Linked DNA regions of Homo sapiens: region 1 is linked to region 2. Evidence: chromatin loops called from intact Hi-C (ENCODE). Cell type or tissue: IMR-90. All regions are shown on one strand. Links, peaks and the distances in the headings refer to the core of each region. The heading gives the core; the rest is flanking DNA.

Region 1 (2,865 bases), core at 366-2,865, 200 kb before region 2:
GCTTACAGTGTGACTGCTCCCTCCCTCCCCTGCTCTCTCTCCCTCCTCTATCTTCCTCCCTCTCCTTTTCTCTCTCTCCCTATATTAGCTGTAGCAAGTCCCGCTTTATAAAAAATCTATATATTTCTTAAAAAACATAAGTTGGTAGCAATTACTTATTTCATTTGAAAATTGCATTGCTTTTCCTTAACAAGGTCCCTGGCATAGTGACAGCATGATTTAGTGGACAAGAAAAGCAGGAGGCACAACTAGAAAGGATTCATCCGTGTTTTGAAATGAAGCAGAGCTGTGTTTCTCATCTGGAGACCTGCTCATCTGGGTGCCCCTTACTCTGACTCCAATGAAGGTTCCTGACTCTGTCGCTGGGGTTTCCCATCCATCCAAGATTTACTGAGCCCTGTGCTGTCTTCGTGGGGCCGTGATGGTAAAGAGAACCCCATTCCCCCACCTGTGGGGGACGTTTAGTCTCATACCTCTTTACTCTTCATGAATACATGCATTTTTTTTCTCCCTGAGTTTTGAGATGTTTAAAAATTCCTTTATCTTACTTCTTGAATGCAGCATTCAATACATTGCAATAGGTAAAATGTTACCGCCGTCGATCGTGAATTCCATTGCACAATATAAAAGCCCTCATTTGCTTTCCTTTTGGATTGGATTTCGAAATGGGTCAAATGTTTACAGAAATGGCCCAAACTGTACAAATAAACTGTAGCTCTAGTGAGGGAGGCAGTTTACATTACTCTCAGTCAGATGAATATGGAAGCTGCAGCCTGTCCTTTGAAAACCACTTCAAGCACTGTGCGTGTGAGTTCTGTGCCCCGTCTGGGATCCCTCAATTCCATCAAAAAGCTTCGGGAAAGGCATGGCGATCCTATAAATCCACACATCCATCCACACCCAGCTGGGTGGCTCTTGTCCTCCACTAGGTCAAACAAACAGGGGTTTTCACCCAGGCATCCTGCAATGCCCACATGGCGTGGACCTTCCCCAAGCTCCCTTCCCTTGAGGTCACCTGCACTGCTCACTCGGAGCTGCCATTGTTCACCCGAAGCACCTGGAGAGCAGGAACTGGGCCTTGCTCTCTCATATTTGGCACATGTGGCCTGGAGCCTTTGCACATAGTTGATCTTCACTTGTTTGCTAATCCAATCCCCTATTTTACAGACGGGGAAACAGAGGCACTGAAAGTCCTGCGTGCCTTGTGTAAGTAGATGTGGGCCCTATCACCTGAGTTTCAGAACAATGCCTGTGCTGGTTATAAAGCTCTTGTCTCTCAGCTCCAGAACCATCTGCAGTGGGAATTAGAATGGGCCCCAATTCAGTATTGGGGAATACTGGAGTCCTTAAAAGAAGAAGAGATGCACAGGGAGGGGACAGGCCACAAGAGGATGGAGACAGAGATTGGAGCACTGCAGCCGCAAGACAAGGACAGCCTGGAGCCACCAGGAGCTGGAAGAGGCAGGAAGGATTCTCCCCTAGAGCACTCAGAGGGAGCTGACACATTGACTTTGGACTTCTGGCCTCTAGAATGTGGGGGAATACGTTTCTGTTGCTGTGAGTCACCCAGGTCATGGTATTTTGTTACGGCAGTCCCCGGGCCCTCATACACTGTCCTTCTGTTCTTTGCATAGTGATGCTCCAGTGGGGCTGGGCAACCCCACTTCACCATTGCCAGCTGCTCCCTGTTTGGTTACACAAATAGGGGGCGCTAGAGGGCAACGCAGGAGAAGGCAGGAGAGCCGAGCTCCTTCCCCTCCCATCAGCATCCCAGCATCAATGGGTTTCACCTTGTCAGAAGCAGCTGGTTCCACTTTCCAGAATCTCTTCCCCCATCCATGCTGCACCCCTCCACCCCCACCCTTCAGAGACGCCAGCCTCAGCTGCTTAGCTTTGTTTCCTCGAGGGTCTGGGTCTTACCTCCATAGGACCCCTCCTCCAAGCTCCCAAATTCTCCTAACCTCAACCTCTTCCCTTTGTCGTCCTAGCCCTGGAGGTGTTAGCTGAGTCCATCTGTAATTCTTGCCTCTGCAGTATCTTAAAGTTCCCTTTTGCCTCTTTTCAGTGTTCCAATAACTAGATTTTAAAACATATTTATATTAAATTCTCTGTGTTAAAATAACTGATATGTTTAATGAGTATCGAGCTTCAGTTTGGGAAGATGAAAAAGCTATAGCGATGAATAATGGTGATGGGTGCACAATAATGTGAATGTACTTAATGCCACCAAATTGTAGTTAAAAATGGTGAAAATAGTAAATTTTTTTTTTTTTTCTTTTTTTTTTTTTTTGAGATGGAGTCTCACTCTGTCGCCCAGGCTGGAGTGCAATGGAGCAATCTCTGGTCATGTCAACCTCCGCCTCCCGGGTTCAAGCGATTCTCCTGCCTCAGCCTCCCAAGTAGCTGGGATTACAGGCATGTGCCACCACGCCTGGCTAATTTTTTTATCTTTAGTCGAGACTGGGTTTCACCACATTGGCCAGACTGGTCTCAAACTCCTGACCTCAGGTGATCTGCCCATCTTGGCCTCCCAAGGAGCTTGGATTACAGGCATGAGCCACCACGCCCAGCCAGAAAATAGCAAATTTTATGTGATGACGACTTTTACCCCTCAGCCCCGTCCCCCAACACAAGGCTGGTGTTGTTTCTATTTTCCTGACTGATGTACATTATTTAAATAGTGAGGATGAAATAAACACTCCTTATGATGATAATGACAGCTATCACTTTGAACCTTTCCCATGTGCTAACCTGTACTAAGTATTTAATCATCATAATATTTTACTAACTATTCTATGGTGTCTATTTTAGTGATGGAGAAGCTGAGCCTCAAAGTGGTTATGTTGCTTGGTATTAAAGATAGCA
Region 2 (2,913 bases), core at 212-2,711:
CTAATACAAGGAGTAACCTCATTGCTAGGAAAATCTCATTACATCATCTCCCTGCTCACAACCCCCACCCCCACCTCCCCATCACCCTCAGGGGAATATCCAGGCTCCACACCAGGACCTAGAAGGCTCTGAACAGCCTGGGTTCTATCTACTTTCTACCATCACCTTTTGCTATGTGTCTTTCACATGCTTTATGTTATTTATTCATTCATTCATCTACTGTGTATTGAATGCCTACTCTGTGCCAGTCACTATTCTTCACTCCAGGCTACAATTTGAGTGAACCAGGCTCAGCCTTTGCCTCCGTGGAACTCATGATCTAGCAGAGGAGACAGACATTGGCCCAAATAACTCCACAAAATATTGCAGCAGGGAACAGGAGGTGCATTGTGCTACAAGGGTGTGCAATTGGAGGAAATGGCCTCATCTGCCAGACCAGAGAAGGTTTTCTGGAGGAGGTGATGCCTGAAGAAAGAGGAGAGCTTAAATAAGAGGAGGAGGGAGAAAAAGCATGCTATGCAGGAAGGGAAACTGCCCATGCGGAGTTGAAAGCAGAGGAGGAAAAAAACAGCGTGTCTGAAGAGGCTAGGATAGTCAATGTGTCCAAAAGGCAGAGAGCCAGAGAAAAAACTGAATGGATGAGGCTGCAAGGCTTGGAGGGGCCAAATCATCCAGGATATGTTCATATTTGACTCCTGGAAATAGATGGCTGCTGGCATTGGTCCAGGGGCTTGGGGATGTGAGAATCAGCACCTTGAACATTTTCCTGCCTTTTCCTCTTGTTGCAAAATGGCAGCCACAGCTCCAGACAGTACCTCTGCATTCCAGAAGGAGAAAGAGAAAAAGGGCCAGCATTAGCAATCTCTCAATCTCTCTCTCACACACACACACAAAGCTGAAGCTTTTCTAGAGGTTTCCCTAGCATGTGTCTCTTAAGTCTCAGTGGCCAGAACTCAGAACCAAAGTCTGTGGCCTTTCCAGCTAAGAGGAAGGCTGGGAAAGGGCATTCACCTTCCCTGCCTTGATAGCAGAGGCGGGAACAGAAGATGGCACTTAAGCATGAGTGATGCGTTTGGCAGCCAACAGTGCTTGCTGGGCTGTTTTTTGTTTTGTTTTGTTTTGTTTTGAGATGGAGTCTCACTCTGTCACCCAGGCTGGAGTGCAGTGGTGCCATCTTGGCTCACTGAAACCTCCGCCTCCTGGGTCCAAGTGATTCTCCTACTTCAGCCTCCAGAATAGCTGGGATTACAGGCACGTGCCACCACACCCAGCTAATTTTTGTATTTTTAGTAGAGACGGGGTTTCGCCATGCTGGCTAGGATGGTCTTGAACTCCTGACCTTAGGTGATCCACACACCTCGGCCTCCCAAAGTGCTGAGATTACAGGCATGAGCCACTGTGCCCGGCCCTGGACTGTTTTTAAAAGGGACGACACAACGATTGAAACCGGGCATCCAAAAGATCCTGGGCTGTGCTCTAGGGCCATCTATGCCTCTCCCAATCCTGAGTGCCAGCTCCACAATGGCCCTGCTCACCCTGCACTGTAATGGCCTGGTGGCTGTAAGTCCTTCCTGCCCCAGGTCCCCGCCATTACTCGGCACACTTGCTGATCTCTTTTATTACAGCCGTCCTGGTGAGTGTGCAGCGCTATCCCACATGGCTTGAATTTACATTTTCCAACATGAGGTGGGTTTTTTTGTCTTGGCCTACCATGACGTCTGAGTCATGGTGACGTGGGTGCCAGGAAAGCACGGTGATGTGTTTCTGCTCACAGCACGAACATTTAAACAGCTCTCTCCTTTCCCGTACTCTTCTGCTCAGTGACTGAGATTTTGCTCTGATGAGCGTGGTTTGAGTTGAGTACATATGATTTCAAGAAATATCACATCCGTGATAAGTTGAATTTACCTACCAGAGTGTGAGCCTGTGTTTACCTGATGCCAAAATCTAGATTAAACCTGAAGATTTCCATCAACCCTCCCCGTTTCCAAAGGGCCAGATGTTTGGCACTGCATAGCCAAAACATCTGCTTGGTGAGCTGAATATTTTGGTTGTCATGCTCAGATTCCCTACCATGATAACGCGAGCTCAGTGGGCGCCTGTGTCACCTCACACTCGTGCAGGGGAAAGCCACCCTGGGAAGGCCTCACTTCCACTGGATCATCAGCATCAATGAATCTGGGAAACACAGCAGGCAGCACACAGCTTGACGTGCAAGAACTTCCGCAGCCACATCCACGACCTTCCGCACATCTTACGGGGATTTTGAGTGATTACAGTATTAAACTAACAGGCTGACACATGAGCAAAATAAGTAACTTACAAAGCAAGCCTTTCCATGGCCAGACACGCCGGCAGCACGTGCAGCTGGTTTCGGAGCTGCAGCGAATATATGGAATTTCAGAATGATTTGCGTTACAGTTCCCTTAAGTAACATTATCTTGTTAAAGACATTAACCTCGGGCCTTTGCTGTTATAGATTTGCTTTTATTGTTCTCATCCTGGGGAGCAACCTGTAGGAGAGACACTCCTCCACGAAAAAGCGGTCGTGGGTCATGAAAACATTAATTCTTGAGGTGGCTGAATGGCCATCTGGGGAACGCTCGCCAGTTATGGGAAACAGACATCGCTTTGCAGAACATCTTTTTTAATCAAAAATAATTATGAAATTTCAAACGTTAATAAGCATTTCATAGTTTTGCCCAACACGATACGGCCTCAAAGAAATGTGCCCTCTGGTTGCTTTTCTTAAAAGGAACCCCTGCAGTCAGACGCTGTCCTCCAGCAGGGCTCAGGCTGTCCTGGTGCATCTCCAGGGGCTGATCTGCAGAGCTGCTGGCCCCCCACTCTGCCTCCCCACTCATTCCTCCACTCCACAAAATTCAGCTGAAAGTGAATTTTCATTTTCTTTCT

Evidence for each region. A loop is a pair of places that touch in the nucleus more often than their neighbours do. Peaks named below come from ENCODE experiments on the same cell type or tissue, not always from the same donor. Only the 100,000 strongest peaks of a DNase experiment are listed, where the experiment ranks them.
Region 1: a loop joins it to region 2, with 3 times the contacts of the local background. A loop is called at or near these places in 1 of 110 quality-filtered maps.

The regions. Positions count from the first base shown.
Region 1 is chr16:86,251,149-86,254,013 of GRCh38, forward strand. The region is part of intron 3 of LINC01081 (long intergenic non-protein coding RNA 1081); the gene reads right to left. Among named protein-coding and RNA genes, the nearest start is that of LINC01081, 34 kb to the right of the region's middle. In IMR-90, for the core only: a CTCF peak has its summit at 1,703 (motif pointing right); DNase peaks (open chromatin) are centred at 723 and 1,583; H3K27ac peaks cover 1,463 bases.
Region 2 is chr16:86,453,637-86,456,549 of GRCh38, forward strand. No RefSeq gene overlaps it. Among named protein-coding and RNA genes, the nearest start is that of FENDRR, 54 kb to the right of the region's middle. In IMR-90, for the core only: no CTCF peak of the experiment used is centred there; a DNase peak (open chromatin) is centred at 1,725; H3K27ac peaks cover 1,752 bases.